Regions from separate parts of the Homo sapiens genome. Here regions 2 and 3 are each linked to region 1. The links are chromatin contacts, found by Hi-C or POLR2A ChIA-PET in ENCODE. All regions are on one chromosome and are shown on one strand. Each heading gives the region's core, a stretch centred on a gene start or an enhancer-like site at or near the end of the contact. The rest is flanking DNA. Distances are from core to core; before and after follow the strand shown. Region 1 overlaps ZMIZ1 (zinc finger MIZ-type containing 1). Region 2 overlaps ZMIZ1 (zinc finger MIZ-type containing 1). Region 3 overlaps ZMIZ1 (zinc finger MIZ-type containing 1).

Region 1 (5,125 bases), core at 1,020-3,519:
TTCCCCAGCTCCCAGAATTTCCTCTCAGCGAGGGGTTCTCCAGGCACCCTTTGGGCACCTGAAAGCCAAGGCTGGACTCACAGTCCTTATTCTGCAAGCCCACTCTCACTAGGATGGCTGGACCCCAAGGGCCACCTCAACATGGCTCGACTCACAGACCCTCTGCCCAGAAATGCAGGGGCTCACAGACCCTGACAAACTATGGGTAGACCTCAAGGAAGAAGTCCTTGTGCAAATCACTGGCGGGCTTCAGAAGTCCAGGGTGCAGACTCTCACCTCTCATTCCCCAAGAGGGAAATGAAAGTGGGCACGTGGGTGCCGGCCACGCTTACTTCCTCCAGAGCTGACACATGCTAGGACCTCCCTGATGGCTGCCGGAGGGACAGCCAGGCAGCTTCTCTCTGGGACAGACAAGTGGCAAGCACACTTGTGCCCCTCTGTCCCCTGACCTTCTCAGGCTCTCCTGTTACAGTGGCCATGCTGGAAGGAGGGATAAGCCCCCAGATGGCACCACCCTCCACAGGGCACAGCAAGGTCTCCAGCTGCAACACAGGGCAAGGACAGGCAGGAGTACTGTACAGATGAGAAAACTGAGGCTCAGACAGAAGGGGGCTGGTGGTGGAGCTGGGTGGAGAGAACCCAGTCTCGGGCTCAGGAACTTGAGGGGAACCTAATGCCCAGCCAGTTTTGGAACTAAGCCCATGCTGCGAGGGGATGAATCCACCTGACAGTGATGAAAGCTGCCAGCTACTGAGACGTTACTATGGGCCAGATACCAACCTAAGCGCCTTTTAGCCCCATCTCATTTACTCCCCACTGCAACCCTGCCAGGCAGGGACAAGTAGCTCTACTGCACTGATCAGGAAACAGAGGCTCAGAGAACCTTGGTGACTTACTCAAAGTCACCTGGTAAATGACAGATGTGGGTTTCATAATTACTGTCTGACACTGGCTTGGGAAGGACACCGGGTGGCCCCATTTTAAGAGCCCCGGGTAGTTGGGCAGGGAGGTCCCTCGTGCATTGGGGGGAAAGGGAGAGGAGCAGTCACCAGAGCTGCCAACAGGGTAGGCCCGCGGGCCACAGAGTGACCACTTCAGGCACAGCACTGCCAACAGATCTTTCTACCATGATGGGAACATTCCACCACTGCACTGTCCAATCTGGTAGCCACTAGCCCGTGAAATGTGACTACTGTGACTGAGGAACTGAAAACTTCATTTAATTTTACTAATGTACATTTAAATACATGTGTGGCTGCTATACTGGACAGCACAGTAAATCCCACGCTGCTCCTTACAAGCAGGGACCTCAAGAAAGGCAGGCACCCCTCACATCACACAGACAAGCTGGGGAGCCAGAGCTGGGCCAAGACCTCGAGCCTTTCAATTCCTGCCTGGGTGACCAGGGCCGCCATGTCCTCATGCTCCGGGCTGGCCATCTGACAGACATTTACGCAGCACCCAGCGTGGATGCAAGTCACGAACCGCCTGTCCTTCAAGTCAGTGTAGTGGGCTGACACCCAGGTGGGCAAGGGATGACAGGAAGCTACTGATGTACAGCGCTGGATCCTGGATGTGCACAGGAGCTAAGGACCGCAAGGAGACAGTGGCCCCGGACGCTGGGTGTGGGGATCCAGGGAAAGCTTCCTGGGCCATGCCATGGCATTAGAGCTGGGCCTGGAAGCAGCAGAAGTGAGAGGCAGGAAAAAGGGCTCCTTGGGCTTCCTTTTTCCTTCCTCTCTGAAACATGCCCCCCATTTTTTCACAGTCCTGGCCTCCCACACACAGGGGTTGAACCAGACCTTGCTAAATCTTCTGCGCACAGTGAAGCTGCCCATCAGATCATAAGCTCTTGGGAGGCAGACAGGGAGCTGGTAAATCACTAGTGCCTCAGGCTCTGACCCAGGGAGCAGGGATTCAACACTGGAGCCCTGGGAGGGTGGGAGACCAACTCTGCAAGCCCAGAGACTACCCGCTGGCACCCATCCACTCCAGTCCCAGCCCCAGGGAAATGCACACATTGATTTAAAGCCTCCTGGGCCTGGCTAGAATCCCCCGAGGGACTAGGGAGAGACTCCACAAACAGGACTGCCTCTCTTTTCCAGGAGAGCAGAGGACTGTTGTGGGGAGGTCTGGACAAGCTCCATCCAGTTCCCGGAGCTCCTCAGAAGGCAGAGCTGGCTGCCCTCGCCCCCCACCATGGGCAACCACAAAACAGGAACCCTGAAACAAGACGAGGCTTTCCATTGCGTCAGCAGGGGCAGGGACATTCCCACAGCAGGACGCCGACCTCGCACTACTCCCAACTTCTATGCCCGATTCCTGCCTGCTACTCAGCAGCAGCCCTGCTCCTAGAAGCAGGAGGAGTCCCAGTGCCTCTGAGGCTCCAAAGCCTTTGATGGCTCCCCACTGCCCTGAAGGTGTTGCAGCAGCCTCACTCAACCTCTCCTCGAGCTCCTGCTAACCTCCCCCCTGCCATCTGGAGGGACATCCTCCTTTCTCATCAAGCGCCATACCTCTCCTGGTTTCCAAGCCTTCGCAGCTACTAGTCCTCCCACCCAACAGTCCTTTCTCATCCTGCCCATTTCCAAAATCAAGTTTCACCTGGGAAGTGTTTCAGGCCGCTCCAGCCTGAAAGTCACCATTTTCCCCTCTTCCTTCTATAGCTCTTGGGGTGTAGAGCATAGGCCTCTGTTCATCTAATTCTCTCTTGCCGTGCTGCACCCTAATATTTCCCACTGCACACCCAGATGCGGGTGGTGGCACCCAAAGACATGGCCCAAGCTTCTTTCTCACTTTCCTCTCTCCCCACCTCTCTGGCACAGGGCTGGTATTGAGGCCCTGGAGTGGAGTCTACCTTTTAGAGATGAGATAAAGATGAGGCAGAGATGAGACACTCAGGCCCCCAGAGGGGAAGTGACTTGCCAAAGGTCACACACTAATTTGGCACCAGACTACAGATACAATCACTTCAGGGCTAGTGTTGGGAGCCATGATTCTACCAATAGCATCAGAATTATCTGGGGAGCTTTACAAGCCAAATCACAGGGGCCGGGCCTCCCCTCAGACCCAACAACTCTCCAGGGTGGTTTGGGAGCCTCAGTCTCAGAAAATGTGAGTGTCCTGGCTAAATCCCCTGTTCTCCATTCACCCAGTACACACAAAGCAGCACCACTGCCCCAGGCCAGGCACTTCTAAGGCCTGGCCTCACCCTACGGGGGGTGGGAGCAGTTGGGGAACCCAGCAGGGTCTCTGCGGCTTAGAGAAGCCCCAGGGTGGCTCTAAGGAGAAGTCAGGGCCATGGCTGGGGCTACTGAGAGGGAGGAAAAGGGTCATACTTCCTGAGCCTGGCCAGGCAGGGGGACAGCAGACTGCCTGCTTGGCCCACCCAGGGGTCCTCACGCCCAGTACTCTGGGTGATGGGGGTAGCTCCCAGCTCTGTGCATCAGTTTGGAAAGGCACACAGCCCATCAGATCCTGGGGAACAAGGACACTGTGAGCTTCCCCGAGGGACTCACTATGGGTCCTGGAAGGGCTCCCCGGAAAGGCCTCATCAGTGCCCCGCCCCTGACCATTTTCTCCCTCTAGAGGACTGGAAACCTGAGAGTGTCGCCAAAGGTCCTCGCATCCCTCAAGCTGCCCTGATGGGCCTTGAAGAACCCTCTTTCTGGTGTGCGGGGGTCCCTGCAGAAAGCCACCGCATTTTCAGACCTCCCACTTCAGTCAGGTCAGGGCCATGGGAGCTGGAGGCGGCAGCAAGGCCTGCTGCTGGGGGAGTGGGCACCTCAGGACACAGGGACAAGGCCACAGGAAGCTAACCCTCACCTCAGGGCTGGAGCAGGAAACCAGGCAGCAGGCACAATGAAATCATAAACCACACGTTCCCACTGGGAGACTGGGATTTGCAGTGGGCTGGGAGAGGGCATTGGCTCCATCCATGGCCTCTCCTGCCATGTGACCTTGGGGCAGGAAGTCCCTTCGGCCCTCCGGCCAGTGGGCTGGCCTTCCTTCCCTGCCTGTGGTGTCTGGCCAGGGAGCTCCCTGGGAAGCTGGAAGTGCTTCGAGGGTGGAGGCCTTGTTTTTCCCTTTGCAGGCTCCCTCGTGAGGCAGCTGCTGCTCTGCCAGGCCCTGGGAGAGTTTCCTCCTGCAGCCGAGGCTTGGGGAAGGAGGGCGAGGGAGGCCCAGCAGATGCTCTGTGACACGGTGTGGCGGGGCAAGAGCAAGGGTGAGGTGCACTCTGTACCAGTCAAAGGTCCCGAAATCCTTCTCCCTGCTGGGTTCGGGCCTGTACCCCTCTCTCTGAGGTGGTGCTAAGGATCCCAGCCACAGGCCCCACTGAGGAGTTCCTTCCCCATGGAGGAGCCAGCCTCTCCCGAGGGACCCATGCCGCATCGCTCAAGGTAAACACCTCCCTTGCCCAGAGAGCCTCGCGCCCGCTCCTTCCAGCTCTGCCAGCACAGAACTCTCTGTTCCTGAGGACCCGAGGCTGAGCTGGCGCTCCCGCCCGATCAATGGATGACTTCACAGGGACTGACGCCTACTGGCACCAAGACTGTCCCTCAGGGAGGTCTGAGGCTGCTCCTGGGACCGCTGCCCACTCGTGCCCCCTGGCTGACCTCTGCTGGATGACAGAGTGCTGGCCAAGGGGTTGGAGACCTGGGACTCATGCCACCCTCTTGCTGGATGACCTTGGGCAAAAGTGAACCTCAGTTTTCTCCTGTGTTAAATGGGAATGCCTGGCTGGTCTACTCCTTCCCCGCAGCAGGCTGCCACAAAACAAATGCTAGAGAAACAGGAGGTCTCTTTATCTAACAGACTCGCCTGCACTGTTACACTTGTGGGCTCTGAGCTAGTGTCCTCACTGCACCTCTGTCTTAAGTCTATCCTCCTGGACAGCGCTGTCTGTCGTCCATGGAGCTTCCTGTTGTGGTGGACATGTTCTAGAGTCTGAGCTGCCCAACAAGGCGGCTACCAGCCTTCGGTGGCTACTGAGTGCTTGAATGTGGTTAGTGCCAAGGATAAGCTTAACTCATCCCTTTAATTAATTGAAATTCACAAACAGCCACATGTGGCCAGTGGCTACTGTACTGAATGGCGTCATCTTAGACCCAGCTCAGTCACTCCT
Region 2 (5,125 bases), core at 971-3,470, 150 kb after region 1:
AGTACATCCTGGTGTTGTGTGGAGCCATGGGGAGGGGGAAGGACCTTTTCAAAGGCAGCCTGGGGAAGGGCCAGGAGCACCCCTGCTCATGGGAGCATGGGGTCCCTGTGCCCAGGGCACTCTCAAGGAGCGCTGGTATCCAGCACCAGCACACCGACTCCCGGGGCCTCACGGTGGGTCCCCAGCAGGTGCACCACAGTGATAGCTGCATCAGAATGTGCGCACACCCAAGTCACCCCCACAGCCTAGGGACCCTCCGCTCTGGTTTGCAGACACTGTGGTGCTCTAGGGTGGGTGGGTGTCGAGGAGGGGGTGCAGGCCTTGCTGGGTCTCAGGACCTGCTCTCAAGCAGATGAGCTGGGAACATTGAAATTCTGACTCACTTCTGGAATCTGCCGCCAACATGGTTCCCATTTGGCTCCTCTGCTACTCAAAGCCACTTCCAGCCTCCAGGGGCCAATGCAGACGTCTGCACCACAGTCAAGTCCCCAGTCTCAGAAGTTCTCCAGCTCCAGAGGGCTACTGACAAATGAAGCCTGAGCTGACTCACTGCCCACCCAATCTCCTTGCTAATGACGGTGACCTCACAGGCCTGTCCTCGGTAGGGTGCTGGGCCCCCAGCCGCATGCCACCTCCTCCACCTGGGCACCCAAGGCCCACGCTTCTCAACCGCAGCCTCAGCAGCAGCTTAGAGACGCAGGTTTTGAGATCACCTGCACTCAAATCTCAGTTCTGCTTCTGGGCGGCTGTATGAGTGCGGATGCCCCACTTCAACTCTCTGAATCTCACTGTATGGCTTTCAGGTGACTGGTGGGTTCACTGAGCTCATTATGCAAAAGTAATGCCAATTACTTATCAGGTGCTTGCAATGGACCAGGCACTCATACAAGTATTAATTCATTTATGCTCGCTAGAGTCCTTCGAGATAGGTGGTCAACTATCACCACCTCCATTTTACAGGTGAGGAAACTGAGGCACAGAGCGGTCGAGTCACTTCCCTGAGGTTGCCCAGCTGCTAAGTGTGGGAGCTAGGATTCGGAGCCTGCCTGTCTAGCTCCAGAGTGCTTGTGCTAACCACCACACTACACTGCCTCCAGGCAGCTTCTGCCTTCTCTCCAATGCCGCTGGGGCCTGGCCTGGCCAAAGTCCTCACTCCCGCATAAACTCCAGGATTCATCATGCTTCAGGGCCTGGGCCCACAGAGCTCCCCAGTCTAATAGTCTCTTCTCCTAGTCTACCTGGCAAGACACTTCCAGGCTAGCTCACACACTGCTTCCATTTTCTCCTGACCCTTAGGTAGGAATGATCATTTGACCATTCCCCACAACCCCAAGCCCCAGACTTCCATCAAGTCCTCCAGAGCCTCCAAAGGCCTCCGAGGGCCCAGTGGCATCTTGAATCCAACAGGGACTCAATCAATGCTTGGAGAGTGCCTGAGTGATCCACAGAGTCAAGTCCAAAGGCTTTGCCCGTCTACGTCTGCCTGAGAAGCCCCTGGTAATGAAGCTGCACAGAAGGGCACCAGTGCTGCTGAGGCCTCTCCAGGAACTCCTCTTCCTCACACTGTTGGGTGGGGGGGTGCAGTTAGCATCCAAGCAGCCCACAGAGAGGTGCCATGAAGACCACATATGCTGTGAGCACAAAAGCCCAAAGTGACAGAAATTGATAAAAACTTCACTGCGCCACTGACACCCCATATATCAAAGGCCCCAAATCTCATTCTCTGCTTGCCTCCAATTTCTATCAGAGCTTGCCAGCTGCACATTTATTGAGAAGTTTGTGATCTGACAGGCACTGTATTACCAACATTAATGATGCATCAGTCTCTAGAATTACTGGGGAAACAGTCCAATTGATTTTATTATTATCTCGAGTTCGTCACATTGCATTCCAGGCAGCTTGCTACTAGTTTTGAGCAAGGCCCAAAGTAAATAAACAAAGGTTGCAGGGCCAGGGCTGACCCTAGGCGGAAGAACCTGGGCTTGTCCGGGGACCCCTGGTGACAGCCCTTGCACCCCTCAGCCTCCTCTGCCCTCTATGACAGCAGGATGGTCACTGAAATAGCAGGTGATATTCAGTGGCAGACAGCCAAGCCAGGGGACCAGTTAAGGGCTCAGGCCAGGCCTCCCTTCATGCTGCAAAGATGGAGGTGGCCGGTGGGAGGCAGAAATAGCCAGTGATGTCATGTGTCATGTGCCTCTTGGCTGAGGCAGGGAGCCAGCACCATGTGGGACCCCCCAGCAGATACAGGCATGTCCACACCTGAGCCCATGCCCACAGCAGGCTGGCAGCACTGCTGGCGACCCGGGGGCAAGTGGAGCTGGAAGATATGCATGGTGCCCACCGTGTTTCAGCTGCTCTGCCCCTGCCGGTCATCCCCGAGCCACATGGGACCCCTCTCTGTCTCTAGCCTTTGCACACGCTGTTTCCTCTGCCTGTGTGCTCTCTTTTCCCACCCCATCATCTCACGGCCCTCCTCAGAAAGGCCTTCCTGTCTCAAGGCCCCCACACTCACCTCTGGGTGGTTTTCTATTCAGCACCCTGTTTGTTTCTTTCTTGGTGCTTATCATAATTTATAAAGGTGTCCTTGATTGTGATTGTCTTGTTTACCTGGTTTCTCTCTTTGGCTCCCAGCAGACAGGGATCTTATCTGTTCTGGCCATTGTCCTATTCCCAGAGCCTAGCAGGGGGCTGGCACCCAGCAGGCCCCCACATCCAGGTCTGAAAGCAGGCATTGACTGAAGGAGCCAGTCTCTATCAACCCCTCAAGGCAGCGTTTCGGGTCAAGAAGCACTCAAGAAAACGGCCAATGGTTTCAGAGCCCTTCCCACCCCTCACCTCCACGTGCTGGAGGTTCTTTGAAGCCGTCTCATTTCTTTTCTTTTCTTTTCTTTTCTTTTGAGACGGAGTCTCACTCTGTCGCCCAGGCTGGAGTGCAGTGGCGCAATCTCGGCTCACTGCAAGCTCCGCCTCCCGGGTTCACGCCATTCTCCTGCCTCAGCCTCCCTAGTAGCTGGGACCACAGGTGCCCACCACCACACCTGGCTAATTTTTTTGTATTTTTTAGTAGAGACAGGGTTTCACCGTGTTAGCCAGGATGGTCTCGATCTCCTGACCTTGTGATCCGCCTGTCTCGGCCTCCCAAAGTGCTGGTATTACAGGCGTGAGCCACCGTGCCCAGCCTAGACATCTCATTTCTAACTCCTTGTGCAAACATTTGTCCTTCTGGGCTCATCTCCTCCCCCTCTCCTCCAGACCCACCCTCTACATTCAGCTTCCTTTCTCCAGCAACCTTCAGAGGCAGCAAGGCTGGTGGAAGCTGAGGACCTGTGTCAGGCCAGGAGCCAGGTCCAAATCCCAGCCCCGCAACTGAAGCAAAGCATGTAACTGTCCTAAGTTCTGCTCAATTACCTCCCCTATAAAACAGAGGGGAGAGGCCTGTGGCCCCACCTGCCTCACGGGGATCTGCAGGTTCAGCAACAGAGGAGACATCCCTAGATGGCCACACGTAGTACACACAAGGTGCCTTTAGCGCTGCTGTCTGCTGGTGCTTCAAACTGACCACCAGGACACAGATGCAGGGACCCCAGCAGCCCCAAGATGTGGATCTGAGAAAGGCTTAGAACAATGAAGTCTGGCCTCTGAGGAAGAAATTGATTGCACCCTGAAGATTAACCGGGAGCCACACGGGGTGCGGGGGTCTGCACGATGTGTCCAGATGAACAGGTACCGAGGGGCCTCCTCACGGTAGCCTTTGTTAGGTGCGTTCCAAGCCCAAGGTAATAGATCAGGCGCCTGGAGAAGATGGGAAGCAGCATAGATCTGCACTCAGAGCAGTCAGGTAAGAAGGATGAGGCCTCCCTTACCTAACCGGAGAGACCTGCCTGACACCCGGAAAGGCCGCATGGCCAGGTGAGAACTGGTTAGGTCAGGAGAATGGGGTTGGCTCTGCACAAGGGTTATTGCCAAAAAGCAAAGGGGTAAAGAAGTGGGCCTGGAAGGGGCGGTCTTCTAACTATCGGTATCATGGTTATTGTTTTTTATAACAGTACTATTGAAATTAAATCAGGAAAATATTTGACTTGATAGCGTTCTGCCCTCAAAACAGATGTTTTTCCCTTGAAATGTATGTTATAGACATGACTGATTTATGAGCATTCACCATGTGGCCAGCCCTATGCTGAGCACTAAGTGTACATGAGCATATTTTGTCTTTCCAACAACCTTAATCGTTCCCACTTTCTACCCATGAAAACTGAGGTCCTGAGAGGAAGTCAAATGCCCAAGGTCCCACAAGTGGAAGACACAGGATATGAACCTAGGCTGGTCTGAGAGTCAGAGCTCCTGTAGCCAGCTGGGCAGGGACAGCCCTCTCTGGTCCAAGGGCCCCAGGCCTCTGATCAGCATCCAGCGCCACTGCTTGCTTGCTTTCTCTCTCTCTCTTTTTTTTTTTTTTTCCAGGAGGGGCAGGGTCTTGCTCTGTCACACAGGCTGGACTGCAGTGGCGCAACTGTGGCTCACTACAGCCTCGACCTCCTGGGCTCAAGCAATCTTCTCATCTCAGCCTCCCCAGTAGCTGGGACTAAAGGTGCACACCACCATGCTCAGCTAGTTTTTGTATTTCTGGTAAAGACAGGGTTTCACTGTGTTGCCCAGGCTAGTCTCGAACTCCTGAGCTCAAGCGATCCGCTCACCTTGGCCTCCCAAAGTGCAGGGATTAGAGGCGTGAGCCACTGTGCACCTGGCCTAGCCCCATTGCTTTCTGAAGAAGACAGTGATGCCCAGCGAGGCCTTGGTCTTGTCCAAAATCACTCTGTCATCCCACAGCAGGGCAGGGACAACGGACAGATACATCTACTGTTGACTTCATCTCACTTCATTCTCAAAATAACCTGGGAAGTAAGCAGTACCCATTTCATGGCCAAGGAATCTGGCTCTAGAAAGCCAAAGTAACCGACAGTGGCAGTGTGCGAGAAGGTTTGAACCCAGGCCGCTGAGCTCTGCAGACTGTCTGGCAGCCTCTATGCAATGACCCCAGTTTCCTGAGATCTGGCTCTGGCTCCAGCTCCCTCCGGGTTGCAGGGAGAGCAGAGGCCGCCTTGGCCCCAGCGTTCGTGGCCTTCTG
Region 3 (5,125 bases), core at 793-3,292, 130 kb after region 1:
GAAACAGCACCATGCACTCTGGGCAGCCCGCACTCCCTGTCTGCCCCACGTCAGCAGGTGCACAGCACCAGAGGGCCAGCCCATCCCACTTACCTGCTCAGGCCTCTGCAGAAGGACCAGGACTCAAGTCTGCTGAGAGCGTCTGGAGGAGGAGGTGGCAGCCCCAGCAGTAGTACGAAATCAGAACACAGCTGCCGTGAGTCCTATGGGAGACAAGAAAGGGGGCAGTGAGCTCCAAGCTCTGACCCTGCGGGCAGCCCCTCACCCACGTCATGGACCTCTAGGTCCTGGCTGCCATCTCCTGGAAGATGGAACTGGCCCACCAACGTGGAGCTACTCGAGACACTGGATACCGTCCTGCCACTGCCAAATAAAGGTCGCAGCTCCTGAACGTCACATTCGAAGCCCCAGCACCGGCCGAGCAGCCCCGCAGCCCTGAAAGCCAGACCACAGCAGCAGCCAAACCTGCCTGCCCACCACTAGGCTCCAGTCAGCCCGGCCTCCCAGAGCCCCTGGCTCCGGCCTTGGCACACGCTGGGTGCCCCGCTCAGAGCTCTTCTCCCCACTTCTCTGTCTTTCAAGGGCCCCTGGCCTTTGAGACTCTGCTCAAGTGCTTCCGTGGAGCCCTCTCTCACCAGCCCCTCCTTGCTTGTTCATCTCCAGTGGGCTGTGCGCCTGGCCAACCTTGCCTCCTCCCGCTTCCCACAGGACACTCTCCCGCTCCAGGCCCAGCTCCTGGACATTGGGAGTGAAGTCTAGTTTCTCTCTGTCCTCTGAACTGGTTAACAAGGACCACAGAGATTCCTTGATGGATGAATGGTGCCGTGAAAGTGTGCAGTGAACAAACAGAAAAACATGGGCTGACTGAAGTCAGGAGGCCTCCCCCCATCCCTTCCTCTATTCGATTCTAGAATATGGGGTCAGATTGATGAGAAGAAAGGGACTTGGTGAGGTTGATACTTTTCCTTGTCATTTTACAAATGAGGAAACTGAGGCCCTGAGAGGGAAAGGGTTCCTCCCATGGTGAAAGGCAAGGCTGGAGTGAAGTCCAAATCTCCTCAGGGATGGAGGCTGTGTGGCTGTCTCCCCCCAGTTCCTGCATCTGCAGACCCCTGGCCTCCCTGACTGTTGAGGGTCAGGTCAACCATGAAAGGCAGCTGCTGGGAAAAGGAGAAGGCAATAGGAGGCCTCTGGGGTGGAAAAAGTGTAGCAGGAAAGCTCATGCTCAGAAAAGAGGGATCAGCCTCATGGCTCTACTTCCCCTGACCTGGGGGCCTGAGGCTCAGGGCGGGCAGAGGGGACATCACAGGAAGCCCCTTCCAGTGTCCACAAGATGCACCTCCAGCCCATCTTCAGCTGGGTCTTTGTAAAGTCCCCCTTCTGCTGGTGGGGCACACACTAGACACTAGACCCACCACTTGGAAGAATAGTTTGGAAGGGTCTCTTACCCTGTGACCTCTCCCATGACCCAGGAACTCCATGTCCACAGAAAAATGTGCATATGTTCACCAGAAGACATGTGTTAGAATGCTCGTAGCAAGGCAATTCGTAACAGCCAGAAAATGAAAACTTCCCAGATGGCCACCAACCATAGAATGGGTCAACTGGTGTTTCCACACAACAAACTGCTGCACAGGCTTGGGAATGAGTGATCTGCAACTTCATCCAACAACACTACGGGTAAATCTTGCAAACACAATGTTGACTCAAAAAGCCAGGCACGACAGAGAATACACTTATGAGATCCATTTATATAAAGGTCAAGAAGGGCAAAAAGACTCTACGCCTGTAATAGATGAAATACGGCAGGGGTCCTCTGGAGTTCCTCCTATCAAGAGGCGGAGTCTGTTCTCCACCTGCTGAGAGCTGGCCTTGAGAGTTGTTTAGATCAATAGGATTCGGTGTGAGTGACATTTTGTGAGTTATAGAGACTAGGCCTCCTCAAGAGGTCCTGCCATTTCTGGCCTTGCCTCTCTTGTGAGGCTGCAGGCCATGGAGGGAGGTGTCTGTCTTAGTGGAGGGTGGGGAACTCCCCTGGCAACAGCCAGCACCCACTGCCCGTGTGACTGAGGCCATCTGGACCTTCCAGTCCAGCAGACACTCAAACGTGACTGGAGTCACATGAGCCCAAGCGAATCAGGAGGAGAAGTCCAGCCAAACCACAGAATTGTGAGGTTTCATAAATGGTGGCTGCTTTAAGCCACCAAGTTTTCAGGTGGTTTGCTGGGCAGCAGGAGATAACTCACAGCAGGCTGGAAGTCAGGACAGTCGGTATCCTTGAGGGGGCAGTGAGTAGAGGGCACAGGGGGCTCTAGTGGGTCTGCAAGGTTCTGTTTCTTGATCTGCCTGGCAGCTACAGAAGCATGTGCCCTTCAGGATAATTTGTCAAGCTACAAATGTAGGAGATACACACTTTTCTGCATGGGTGTAACACTTCAATGGAACTAAAGACAAATCTTTCCGTGGCTTTCCACCCAACTGAATCAGGTCAGCCCCGCCCTGGCCAGCCGGCCTCTGTAGCCCATCCCCAGCCCTGCAGGCTCTACCTCACTCTTCTGTGCACCCCCACAGGCTGCATCACACCTCCACCGCAGGATGCCCTTCCCCTTCCTACCATGCTCAAGCCTGCAGTCAGGTGGCACCTTCTCCTGGAGGCCCTCCCTGACCTCCCCAGGCCTTGCCTGGGTGTCCATATTCACACAGTTCTCTCTCTGGGGCTGGGTCTTCCCCAGAGTGTGTAAGTCTCTCTTCTGCCTCTGCAGCTCTCGGAGTTCTCCAAGCAGAAGCTCTATCAGGGTTGGGTGACACCCCTACTCCTCTTCCCCCAGGGTCGAGACACCCCCAGCCATACTGTGATGGCCAGAGCAGGCTTCAGGGTAGGATGGGGAACTGGGATCTCAAGATAGGTCAGCTGCCAGCACCCAACAGGGCAATTCTCTCCTGGGGACCCAGGCTTCTCCCACAGAGATGGAGGGTGGGGCTGAATCCGGGGGTGCAGTAAGGGGCTACAGAGTGCAGGGCTTACGGGGGGATTATACTCCCCATTTCACAGTAAGCCATGATGCCCAGTAAATGTGCACCACTCCTTCCCTCTTAATTATCTATTAAAACAAAATTGCAAGACCCATGGCCGTAGTATAATGCTACACCCTCTGGCAAAACAATGGAAACTGCTAGGCAGACAGAAGGAAGAGTTGTAATGCCAGACAGAGTGGGCATCGGCTCCACCAAAATCCTTCCATGTATTGACTCCATGAATTGTCCATCAGCCCTGAGTGACTGAGAAGGCGGAAGCCCTCCCCCATCCAACCTCAGGTGAGTGACTGGCTGGGGCCTCAGCTGATCCCTAAAGCCAGGGCCTTGGCCTGGCCACCCCTCTAAGGGCCTCTCGCCCCCACATTTGCAGCTCCAGCTCTGTCCTAAATAGATATGTGGTCTCTGGGGAAACCCCTCAGCCCTCAGTTCCCCCCAGTGTCATCTAAGAGCTATGGCTGACACAACGATCTCTGATGAGCCAGTTTTCTCTCTCGTGGGAGGAATGGAATCCCTGACAGGCCAAGGCAGTGCTGAGGCCCACCATCTTTCTGCCTTCCTCAGGGTCTCCACTGTACCAGCGATGATGCTTACCAGCAATAGGATGATGCAGCCACCTCACACACTACAGACAGGCCACAGCACCTGTCACCTTCCTGCCTTCTACCTCCAGGACCCTTTGCTAAGAGAGGAAGCTCCTTACCCAGCAGAGAGGCCCAAACAAGCCAAAAAGTGGCAAGGCTGGGAGAGGGAAAGACATCAGATCCCAGGAAACACGGTCTGTCCTGTAGCAGAGAGAACTCCAAGCCCACAAGGGCAGCTGGGTAGGTCACAGCCTAACATCAGAAGCAACTCTAGACTAGAGTATGCCTTCCACAAGTGGGTCTGCTACCTTGGGAGGTGGTGAGTACCTCATTCCCAGAGGCATGCAAGCAGAAGGGAGCTGCCACGTGGTGCTGTGGGTGCTGTAAGCACCAGAACAGAGCTGGACTCTATAGTTCCCAAACTCCTCTGCTAAGAATCACCTGGGCTGATTGTTAAACCCACAACTTCCCAGGCCTTTCCCCTGGGAGTGGAAGTCTATGGGTCTGGAACACAGCCCAGAAATTTAAATTTTTAGCAAGTCCTCCCAGGTGATGCTCTGCATCTGGAAAGTTTGGGGGAGCACTGGCAGATGACCCTCCAGGTCCCTCTGAGTCCCTCACTCCACTCCACCACCCACACCCCACCTGGAAGACACCACCCGGGCAGCAGCCTTACTGCGTCGTTAAAATAAAAGTGATTTAGAAGCTTTAAGAGGGGGCAAAGATGTCAGGGGGAGGGGAGATTCTCAGCCCGTGGTGATACTGGTGGCAGCTCCTTCCTAGCCCCCCTGGGCCCCCCAGAGCCATCCAGAAAAAAAGCTTAGCATTTGTGGAGGGGGGTGCTGACAGCTGTTCAGCTGCTGCTCAGTGAGGCCCCGGAAAAGCAATTATCTTGCTCTTAGCAGAGAGGAGCTGGCTTTTACCCGCCCCTTCCCTCCCTCCCTTCTCCCTCCCACCTTCACACACACACACACACACACACACACACACACACGCACACACACACGCACACACACACACACAGACACACACACACATACACACCCAGGCCAAGATGCTGTGGCTGGCTCTGAACCCGCCTTCCCCCACTCCCAGCCTCCAGATTTCTCCGACTCACTCAACCTCCATCCTCAGAGCACATTTCCAACACTTAAATCATTTAGCCCGCTAAACCGGAGACGGCGAAATGGGTGCTATTTCTTAAAAACATACAGAGAGCGTATTAAATTATTGATAGCCATTAAACAGGGGGAAAAAATTAAACAGCTCTCAGCTCTTATCAATCATTCATGCAGTTTCCACTGGGGTGTTTTCTGGAGAGTGATCACTCCGGCAACCTGGGGAGCCAGCTCCTGCCGGGCAGGGAAGTCTGCCGCTGGATAGAAATGGAGGGGGCCACCCCAGTCCCCAGCAGTCAGAGGGGCAGCACTGCCCTCAGAGGGGATCGGGGGTAGGAGTCCGGCAGGCAAGTCAGCCTCTCTCCATTTGCAAACTCCCGCCTCCTCTTC

The links. Hi-C counts contacts between places; a loop is a spot of excess contacts on that map. ChIA-PET counts read pairs that join two places held with the same protein, here RNA polymerase II (POLR2A). Pooled maps may share reads with other maps.
Region 2: a pooled map shows a loop between it and region 1 (7-fold over the local background). The contact joins two enhancer-like sites. A Hi-C loop is called at or near these places in 3 of 37 single-sample maps with no recorded cell type and 4 of 50 pooled maps. POLR2A ChIA-PET finds 5 or more read pairs at or near these places in 1 of 52 experiments (WTC11).
Region 3: a loop to region 1 is called in a map with no recorded cell type, with 3 times the contacts of the local background. The contact joins two enhancer-like sites. A Hi-C loop is called at or near these places in 2 of 37 single-sample maps with no recorded cell type and 3 of 50 pooled maps. POLR2A ChIA-PET finds 5 or more read pairs at or near these places in 1 of 52 experiments (activated B cell).

What each region holds. Positions count from the first base shown.
Region 1 is chr10:79,245,720-79,250,844 of GRCh38, reverse strand. All of the region lies in intron 7 of ZMIZ1 (zinc finger MIZ-type containing 1), which reads right to left. Among named protein-coding and RNA genes, the nearest start is that of PPIF, 99 kb to the left of the region's middle. RefSeq lists enhancers at 174-253, 1,664-1,713, 963-1,876, 1,877-2,791, 4,289-4,368 and 3 more, a cis regulatory region at 1,998-2,498 and a silencer at 3,484-3,553. Within about 2 kb of position 2,269, at least 28 of the 41 ENCODE cell types and tissues checked have a DNase peak (open chromatin) inside an H3K27ac peak, as active enhancers do.
Region 2 is chr10:79,094,287-79,099,411 of GRCh38, reverse strand. The region is part of intron 1 of ZMIZ1 (zinc finger MIZ-type containing 1); the gene reads right to left. Among named protein-coding and RNA genes, the nearest start is that of ZMIZ1, 28 kb to the right of the region's middle. RefSeq lists enhancers at 429-588, 1,787-2,358. Within about 2 kb of position 2,220, at least 5 of the 41 ENCODE cell types and tissues checked have a DNase peak (open chromatin) inside an H3K27ac peak, as active enhancers do.
Region 3 is chr10:79,113,993-79,119,117 of GRCh38, reverse strand. It overlaps ZMIZ1 (zinc finger MIZ-type containing 1), which reads right to left. Exons shown (of 25, transcript NM_020338.4): 2 at 94-203. Among named protein-coding and RNA genes, the nearest start is that of ZMIZ1, 48 kb to the right of the region's middle. RefSeq lists a silencer at 1,979-2,048 and enhancers at 2,659-2,708, 3,994-4,582, 4,583-5,125. Within about 2 kb of position 2,042, at least 11 of the 41 ENCODE cell types and tissues checked have a DNase peak (open chromatin) inside an H3K27ac peak, as active enhancers do.